Regions from separate parts of the Homo sapiens genome. Here region 1 is linked to region 2. A link is a loop called in an ENCODE intact Hi-C map of the cell type or tissue named here. Cell type or tissue: OCI-LY7. All regions are shown on one strand.

The links. Hi-C counts contacts between places; a loop is a spot of excess contacts. Peaks named below come from ENCODE experiments on the same cell type or tissue, not always from the same donor. Only the 100,000 strongest peaks of a DNase experiment are listed, where the experiment ranks them.
Region 1: a loop joins it to region 2, with 9 times the contacts of the local background. A loop is called at or near these places in 11 of 110 quality-filtered maps.

Annotation. Positions count from the first base shown.
Region 1 is chr20:33,512,953-33,517,952 of GRCh38, forward strand. The region is part of intron 1 of CBFA2T2 (CBFA2/RUNX1 partner transcriptional co-repressor 2); the gene reads left to right. Among named protein-coding and RNA genes, the nearest start is that of CBFA2T2, 25 kb to the left of the region's middle. RefSeq lists an enhancer at 4,192-4,956. In OCI-LY7, a CTCF peak has its summit at 2,853 (motif pointing right); a DNase peak (open chromatin) is centred at 2,829; H3K27ac peaks cover 712 bases.
Region 2 is chr20:33,650,957-33,655,956 of GRCh38, forward strand. No RefSeq gene overlaps it. Among named protein-coding and RNA genes, the nearest start is that of C20orf144, 8.9 kb to the right of the region's middle. RefSeq lists an enhancer at 2,180-2,768. In OCI-LY7, CTCF peaks have their summits at 2,478 (motif pointing left) and 2,678; a DNase peak (open chromatin) is centred at 2,445; H3K27ac peaks cover 608 bases.

The DNA of each region.
Region 1 (5,000 bases), 140 kb before region 2:
TGCATTAGCCAGGATGGTCTCGATCTCCTGACCTTGTGATCCACCCACCTTGGCCTCCCAAAGTGCTGGGATTACAGGCGTGAGCCACCGCACCCGGCCACGTATGTATGTCTTTTTGTTGGGTGTATGCCTAGGAATGGGATTGGAGGGACATACAGTGTGCATATGTTCAGCTTTAGTAGATGCTGCTGCTGTCAAAGTTTTCCAGAGTTGTTCTATCAGCCAATGCTTGCATCAGCAGTCTGTGAGAGTTCCATTTATTACACATCCTCTCCAGACTAACAACTTGCTGTTGTTAATGTTTAACCTTTTTGAAGAGCCTCTGCTTTGTGAGATAGGTAGAGGGCATACAGTCGTGAAGAAAACAGTGCTGCTTTCATAGACCGTAATGGGTTTTTTTGTTTTTTTTTTGGTTTTTTTTTTTGAGATAGAGTCTCACTCTTGTCTCCCAGGCTGGAGTGCAGTGGCACAGTATCAGCTCACTGCAACCTTCACCTCTCAGGTTCAAGCGATTCTCCTGCCTCAGCCTCCCAATTACAGCTGGGATTACAGGTGCCCACCATCACGCCCAGCTAATTTTTGTATTTTTTAGTAGAGACGGGGTTTCACCATGTTGGCCAGGCAGGTCTCGAACTCTTGACCTTGTGATCCGCCTGCGTTGGCCTCCCAAAGTGCTGGGATTACAGGCGTGAGCCACCGCACCTGGCCAGATTAGCTGGGGCATGGTGGCAGGTGCCTGTAATCCCAGCTACTTGGGAGGCTGAGGCAGGAGAATCGCTTGAACCCGGGAGGAAGAGATTGCAGTGAGCCAAGATTGCGCAACTGCGCTACTGGCCGGGTGACAGAGTAAGACTCTGTCCCAGGAAAAAAAAAAAAAAAAAAAAGAATGTTGTACCTGTTTAATATATTTAGGTGTTGATAAGTACTTGCTGTTTTTTGTTTTGTGTTTTTTTTTGTTGTTGTTGTTGTTTTGAGAGGGGGTCTTTTGCCCAGGCTGGAGTGCAGTGGTGCGATCTCGGCTCACTGCAGCCTCTGCCTCCTGGGTTCCAGCAATTCTCCTACCTCAGCCTCCCAAGTAGCTGGGATTGCAGGCACCGGCCACCATGCCTGGCTACTTTTTTTGTATTTTTAGTAGAGACAGGATTTTACCATGTTGGTCAGGCGGGCCTCGAACTCCTGACCTCAGGTGATCCACCTGCTTTGGCCTCCCAAAGTGCTAAGATTACAGGCGTGAGCCACCGTGCCCTGCCTTTGTTTTTTTTTTTTTTTTTTTTTTTTTTGAGATAGAGTCTTACTCTGTCACCCAGGCTGGAGTGCAGTGGTGCGATCTCGGCTCGCTACAACCTCCACCTCTTGGGTTCAAACGATTCTCCTGCCTTTGCCTCCCCAGTAACTGGGATGACAGGTGTGTGCTACCACACCGAGCTAATTTTTGTATTTTTAGTAGAGACGGGGTTTCACCATGTCTGGAGAGGAGCAGTCCAGGCAAAGGTAATAGCGGGTGTTGAGGCCCTGAGGTAGGAACATGCTTGATATGTTTAAAGAGCACCAAGGAGGCTAGCATGGCTGGAGCAGGGGATGGAGCGAAAAGCTGATGTCAGGGAGGTAGATGGGGGCCAGAGCACACAGCGCATTTGGGGTCATGGTAAGGATTTTGGATTTGCTGAATGAAATCAGTTTTGAGCAGGAGGGTGACATTATCCCCTTTACCTTTTAAAGAGATTGCTTTTATTTATTTATTTATTTTATTATTATTATTTTTAAAGACAAAGTCTTGCTCTGTCCTATAGGCTGGAGTGCGATGGTGGGGTCTTGCTCACTGCAACCTCCGCCTCCTAGGTTCAAGTGATTCTCCTGCCTCGGCCTCCCGAGTAGCTGGGACTACTGGTGCCTGCCATCACACCTGGCTGATTTTTTAATTATTAGAGATGGGGTTTCACTGTGTTGGCCAGGCTGTTCTTGAACTCCTAACCTTGTGATCCGCCCGCCTTGGCCTCCCAAAGTGCTGGGATTACAGGCGTGAGCCACTGCACTGGGTCTAAGAGATTGCTTTTAGAGAAAACACCTAGTGAATCAAGGGAGGAGGTAGGAATGTGAATTAAGAAGTTACTGTTGGCCGGGCTTGGTGGCTCACGCCTGTAATCACAGCACTTTGGGAGGCCGAAGCGGGTGGATCACCTGAGGTCAGGAGTTTGAGACTAGCCTAGCAAAAACATGGTGAAATCCTGTCTCTACTAAAAATAGAAAAATTCACTGGGTGTGGTGGCAGGCGCCTGTAGTCCCAGCTACTTGGGAGGCTGAGGCAGGAGAATTGCTTGAAACCTGGAGGTGGAGGTTGCAGTGAGCCAAGATCGTGTCACTGCACTCCAGCCTGGGTGACAAAGCAAGACTCCATCTCAAAAAAAAAAAAAAAAAAAAAGTGTGGCACTGCACACCAGCCTGGGTGACGGAAAACGTGTCCTTGGCCAAATAGTGGTATCCTGCTCAATGAGGGATAATGTTATTTATGCTATAATATCTACCTATTATTTATTCTGTAGTGTTCTGCATTGACACTATAGTTTTTTATTTTTATTTTTTTATTGAGATGGAGTCTCACTCTGTCATCCAGCGAGGCTGAGGTGGGTGGGTCAGAGACCTCAAGTTTGAGACCAGCCTGACAAACATGGCGAAACCCTGTCTCTACTAAAAATACAAAATTAGTCGGGCATGGTGGCGTATACCTGTAATCCCAGCTAATTGGGAGGCTGAGACAAGAGAATCACTTGAACTCGGGAGGCAGAGGTTGCAGTGAGCCGAGATTGTGCCATTACACTCCATCCTGGGCCACAAGAGGGAGACTCCATCTCAAAAAAAAAAAAAAAAAAAACGGGGCGGGGGGAATATCTTATAATTACTTTCCTAAAGATAGCTTTCAAAAATTACAGTGTCGAGAAGGCTCATACCTGTAATCCCAGCCCTTTGGGAGGACAACACAGAAGAATAGTTTGAGACCATCCTGAGCAAAATAGCAAGAATGCATCTCTACAAAACATAAGAAAAATTAGCCAGTAGCACACCTGTAATCCCAGTTACTCAGGAGGCTGAGGCAGGAGGAGGCTAAGCCCAGGAGGTTGAGGCTGGAGTGACCTGTGATCATGTCACTGCACTGTGCCTGAGAGACAGAGCAAGACCCGGCCTCAAAAATGTAAAAATAAATTCAAAAAATGAACAATAATTTAAAAACTACAGCGTCAGACGGGCATGGTGGCTCACACTTGTAGTCCCAGCACTTTGGGAGTCCGAGGCGGGCAGATCACCTGAGATCAGGAGTTCGAGACCAGTCTGGCCAACATAGTGAAACCCCATCTCTACTAAAAATATAAAAATTAGCTGGGTGTGGTGGTGCATGCCTGTAATTCCAGCTACTCAGGAGGCTGAGGCAGGAGAATCCCTTGAACCTAGCAGGCAGAGGTTACAGTGAGCTGAGAGCGTGCCACTGCACTCCAGCCTGAGCAACAGAGTGAGACTCCATCTTAAAATATAAAAATAAAAAACTATAGCCAGGTGCAGTGGCTCACGCCTATAATCCTAGACTTCGGGAGGCCGAGGTGGGCAGATCACAAGGTCCAGAGTTCGAGACCAGCCTGACCAACATGGTGAAACCCTGTGCTGGGATTACAGGTGTGAACCACCATGCCCAGCCAAGACATTCTTTAAAAATGCCTAGCAAATATAGTAAAAAGTAAAAATTCTCTTTCACCTCATCGCTGAAAGTTTCTGTATATTTTCAGGCTTTTTGGTATACCTTTATACACATCTGTAATACTCACGCAGTGTTTTTTCTAAATGGAATGATACTGTACATAATACTTTGCAGTTTTTATAATTTACAGTCAGATGGGAAGGACACAAAACTATTCTAGAAGATCTTTGCTTTAAACAGTAGTGAAGACATTTATCTCTTCTGTTGTTTTAAGTGCCTTGGAACAGATTTTATGAACAACAGCAACATTCGATATTGATTTGCTCAGTGTTAGTAGTGAGATGCCTTTAGTAGTGAGATCACACCTTTCAGAGAACTTTCTAAATGCTCTGTAAATAAAAGCAGATATGTGATGGACTGCTTCATGATGTTGCCAAGCACCATTCACATCCTTTTCCCTTTCTCAGAAAGTGCAGAGTCATCCATTTTGGAGCAGTTAGTTCTTGCAGATCTACCAATTACCTGTGGTTATAGGAGATGATGTTTCTCTATCTGCCTGAAAGTGGAAAAAGGAATTAATGAACCTGTGAAGTTCAGTTCTGTAACTAGACAGAGCTGTGCTGGAAATGAAAATAAGTCCTTTCTGTTATTCATGACATATGGGAAGAAAAGCTTCAGGTAGATCAAGCTCTGCAGGCCTAAATCCACAGAAGCCTTGCCAATTTTCAGCTCATTATTGCCATCAAGGTATTTTGGTGATTATTTCCACTATTGTAAACTAATTCATAGGACTGGTTTTTTTGGTTTTTTTGGTGTTTTTTTTTTTTTTTGAGACAGAGTCTCGCTCTGTTGTCCAGACTAAAGTGCAGTGGTGTGATCTTGGCTCACTGCAATCTCCGGCTCAATCACTCAAGTGATTCTTGTGCCTCAGCCTCTTGAGTAGCTGGGACTGTAGGTGAATGTCACCATGCACAGCTTTTTTGTATTTTTAGTAGAGATAAGGTTTGGTTTGGTTAGTAGAGCCTAGGTTGGCTAGGCTGCTATATTTTGCCTTTTTTTTTTTTTTTGAAGACGGAGACTTGCTTGCAACCTCCGCCTCCCGGTTCAAGCAATTCTCCTGACTCAGCCTCCCGAGTAGCTTGTTCTACAGGTGTGTGCCACCATACCTGGCCAATTTTTTGTATTTCTAGTAGAGATGGAGTTTCACTGTGTGGGCCAGGTTGGTCTCAAACTCCTGACCTTGTGATCCACCCGCCTCGGCCTCCTAAAGTGCTAGGATTACAGGCGTGAGCCACCGTGCCCAGCTTACATTTTG
Region 2 (5,000 bases):
TTGGGCAATTGGATCGCTTTCGCGTTTTCCAGTGTGGCATACATCTTCTATGCATACTCTTTCTTCGCATTATTTATTTCCCTAGGATAATTTTCCAAAGTGGGGGTTTTTGATACTGAACATTTCTTGGATCCTTGAAATCTGTACAAACTACTCTCCCTAAAAGCCCAACAGCTTGTGTTGCCTCCAGCAGCCCCTGGGTGGTACTTTCCGTGGCCCTAAGGCTGGTGCAGGCACACCTGTGTGTGGAATTTCAGGCTGCCAGTCCGGTTTACCAGCTGGTGAGCTGAGGCCTCACTTCTGTCACTCAGATACCCATCTGTGCTCTCTCCCTGAGACCCGCCTCTCCTGAACAGCCTTGCCCAAGAGGCTCGTTGGGACCACTAGCTTCACAATCCCCTAGAATGCAAGGGGAGAGGGACTGGTTACTAGATCTGGAGACGAGGAGAAGGGCTAGCCTATGGCGTAGGGGTTGGCTGTATGATCTTTGGTGCAGGTGGTGCCAACTGCAAACCTTTCTGGGCTGCACTGCAATCTGCCCACCTAGAACAATGACAAGATCTCAGTCATGGGACTGTCAGCCCTCCACAAGAGCACTATGTTGGTGGAAACGGAATGTGCCATAGAAATGGCAGGCTGAAAATCTTTTCGTGACCACAAAACACCCAGATGCCAGATAAATTATAATGAATGTACTTTTAACTGTATTGCTGAGGTCACAGATAGGACATTTCCAAGAACTCAAGAGTTGGAGGGAGATTGCCTCTAGGCGCAATGTGAGGCTTGGTTTTGAGCATATACAAAGTACGGAAACAAAACCGGGGCCTTTCCACAATGGCAGGTAGCTCAGCACCTTTGGCACCGTGAAAAGGCGGCAGGGAAAATCTGCCCATCTGCAATGGAAACTGAATTGGAAACAGCTCTGTCCCTGCTTGAGAAAAAGAAAGAAAAACTGGGCCGGGCGTGGCGGCTCACACCTGTAATCCCAGCACTTTCGGAGGCTGAGATCACTTGATTCCAGGAGTTTGAGACCAACCTGGGCAACATAGTGAGACGCCCGTCTCAAAAATTAAAAACTTAGCTGTACATGTCAGGTATATACTGAAGGAAGGTCAGGGAATCCTGGTGCTGAGAAATTAAGATAATTAAGGACCTTCAGGGTCAATATTGTGTGTCAACCAATTATAAGCTGTCCGGAAACACTACTGAACCTTCAAGAAAATGAGCCATTGTTAGCAAAGTCAACAGGAACAATAATTGATTTAACCCCTGGGACTTCAGATATTACAATCACCAGATACAGGCAGGGCACAGCAGTTCGCGCCTGTAATCCCAGCACTTTGGGAGGCCGAGGAGGGCAGATCATGAAGTCCGGAGTTTGAGACCAGCCTGAGCAACATGGTGAAACCGTCTCCACTAAAAATACAAAAATTAGCCGAATGTGGTGGCAGGCGCCTGTAATCCCAGCTACTCAGGAGGCTGAGGCAGGAGAATCGCTTGAATCTGGGAAGCAGAGGTTGCAGTGAGCCGAGATCACGCCACTGCACTCCAGCCTGGGCGACAGAGAGACTCCATCTCAAAAAAAAAAAAAAAAAAAAAAAAAAAAAAGCACACCAGATACAGAATACAAAATATGAAACCTCTGAAGATGGCACTGAAAAACAATGAGCAAAAAGAGTCTGAAAATGACTAGGCAGATTTGAAAATAGAATTCTGGAAATGACAATCATTGAAATAATGTGTTATTCACCAATAGATTACATCAACCTGAAAAAGAAAAAATTAGTGGTGCGTTACCTTTGTCAGAAAGAGAGCAAAGAGGCCGGGCGCAGTGGCTCATGCCTGTAATCCCAGCACTTTGGGAGGCTGAGGCAGGTGGATCACGAGGTCAGGAGATCGAGACCATCCTGGCTAACATGGTGAAACCCCACCTCTACTAAAAATACAAATAATTAGCCCGGTGTGGTGGCAGGAGCCTGTAGTCCCAGCTACTCAGGAAAGTGAGGCAGGAGAATCGCTTGAACCCAGGAGGCAGAAGTTGCAGTGGGCCGAGATCATGCCACTGCACTCCAGCACTCCAGCCTGGGTAACAGAGCAAGACCTCATCTCAAAAAAAAAAAGAAAAAAAAGAGACAAATAATTGGGAACTGTGAAAGATCTGTTCCTCTGGAAGGTTAGGAAGGGAAAGCCTTTTCATGTGTTACCAAGAGCAGCATCCAAGAGCCTGCTAATGTGTTTCTCAGCAGAAAGGGCACTGTCCTGAGGTGGGGATAGGATCTTGGGAAGCAAACATGTCTCTTGCCCGTCTCTGCTTGTTTCTGACTGCTGGTATTTCAGGGTCAGGGTCACGATTAGGCATGTCTCCTTCTTAGCCTTCCTTCCAAGAGGCTTGGGGGAACCAGCGACAGTCCCCACTCCACTCCTCAGGTGGGCTTCATTGCCTGCTGCCAGGAGCCCTCTTGTGGACAGAGCTGGACTTTCCCCCTGGGTTGCCACCATCCCTAAGCCAGATTCCTTTCCAGAGTACACACCAGCAGCTTTTCCTTCCCCTTCGCATCAGCATTTTCTCAGGCTGCCTTTCCACCCCATGAGTTAATATTTGCTAGGTTCCTCCTAGAGTTCCAGAAGTGATCGGGGATCAGTCTCCCCACCTTCTGAGGGCTGGCTCACCCAGGCCCTCGCACTGGGCTCGTCCTTGCTGCCCCGTCTGCCATTTTGCAGGCCCCGAGGCCTGGCATTGTTCCTTCTTTTGGTGTAGCTGCCTCTACCTCCTCCAGCTGGGGCGGGTTTCTGCTACCGGAGGGTGTCCTCTCCCAGCGCTGTTTACTCCTGATGGCTAGCAGCTGTTGGTGCCAGGGAGTGGATCCCTCCTGCGTGACTCGGAGCAAGGCACTTATTCACTGAGCTTTTTCCTCCGTAAGCTGGGGATGCTAACGATGCCTATACCTCTGGGGTGTTGCGAGGGTAAAATGCAATCAACAACATGGGTATAGCCCCTAGCACAGGGCCTGGCACCCAAGGCACCCCTGTAAACTGGTTGCTGCTATAACCTGTTTCTCTCCCCACCAATCTGTGGTTTCTTTGAGGATTGATCTTTGTGTCCAGCACTCTATGTGGAGCCTGGTGTCCTGCTGAAGTAGTATGTTTCGAGAATAATTTTTTGAAGACCACCTAATTCTCAGTCCCTTTCGGCTCATAAGAGACTGTGTTAAGGGGACTTGTTAGGAGAGCTGTAGGGCATTGGCCACCATCTAGACTGTTGCTATCTCCAGCCTGGCCTGGCACTGAGCCAATCCCTGGGACAGGTTTGAATATTTACAGGTGAGTCACAGGTGCAGGTGTGAGGAAGGGGAGAGGACAGGTGCAGGGAGTGGGTGGAAGGGTGGGGGCGGCAGCTGGCCAATGAGCCCGGAGCTCTCCTGACTTCAGGGCTCTGCCTGCCCTTGACCGAGTGCTGTCACCAGCCCAGAACATTTGATCATCCCCAGCACCTGCCACAAAGCAGGTGCCCAGCGCAGGATTGGGAAAGGCGCCCCAGCACAATGGCACTCACCTGCTCCTTACAGTGGAAGCGTTTCTGTGGCGGACGGGTGGCTTGGGACAAAAGCCACAGACAGGGTGACTGGGGTTGTAAATGGCCCAGCCTTGGCTGCCAGGACATGAAATTATGACCTTGATGCTGAAGGCAGTGGGTGCCATTGAAGGGTCTTGGCCAGAGGTGCGTTTTTCAAAATGGCAACATTTCGAAAGCCGCCTCTGGCTGTGTCTTTACAGGGAATGGACGGGGTGGGAGCCAGGTAAAGAAGTTGCTGCAGTCTTCCACGCCAGAGAGGACGGTGGCCCTGACTTGGGGGCTGGGGCGAGGCACAATGGTGGGGATGGCAGGCTACAGATGAGGTGGGCTCGTGAGATCGACAGACAAGGCAGAGGCTTGAGGGCTTCCTCCAGGTCCCCACAGCCCCAGCCCAGCTCAGACGTCTGTTCTGTGGCTGCAGCTCCAGCCATGTCTGCGCTCAGCTCCACCCCCACCCACTCCCTGTCTGGGACCCTCCTGTCTCCCTGTCACCTGCAAGACAACATTCCACTCCCATGCACCCGGCCTCCTCAGCTCGCCCCAGCCCTCACACTCCAAGGATCCCTTCTGCCCTCGCACCTGCCCGGAGACCTCTGCTCTACTTCCACAGCTCAAACCAAACACTGTCCTAAGAGGCCCCCTGACCCTGCTGGACATCCCTGCCTGCGTGCCCTCCTCTGCAGCTCCAGCTTTCAGGAGGGAGGACACAGCCTTTCTTATTAAAAATTGTAATAAAGAGGTGTCCACCTTCAGAACTGCACTGCAGGGCGAGGCAGGCAGGGTGCCCAGGGCACAAAAACTAAGGAGACGCCCACCACAGATAAGTCAGCCTGAGGGCTTGGGCATGTCTAAAGATGGCAGTGGGCTGGGCACAGTGGCTCATGCCTGTAATCCCGGCACTTTGGGAGGCCAAGGTGTGCAGATCACTTGGGGACAGCAGTTCAAGACCAGCCTGGCCAACATGGTGAAACCCCATCTCTACTAAAAATACAAAAAAAATTAGCCAGGTGTAGTTGTGTGTGCCTGTAATTCCAGCTACTGGGGAGGCTGAGGCAGGAGAATCGCTTGAATTCAGGAGGCAGAGGGTCAGTGAGCCAAGATCGCACCACTGCACTCCAGGCTGGGCGACAGAGCAACTCCGTCTCAAAAAATAACAATAATAAATAAAGATGGCAGAGGGAAGTTTTTTTAGTTTTGAGGATTTGTTGCTACAGTTTTTGTGGAGGACAAAAGAAGCCTTTACAACACAGGACGTAAAGCAGGGCGATGTCCTCCTCAGCTGTCTTCTCTAACAAGACACACTGCCCAGCCTGGGCAACATGGCGAAACCCCCATCTCTACAAAAATTAGCTGGGCGTGGTAGTGTGCGCCTGTAGTCCTTGGCTCACTGCAACCTCCGCCTCCTGGGCTCAAGCGATTCTCCTGC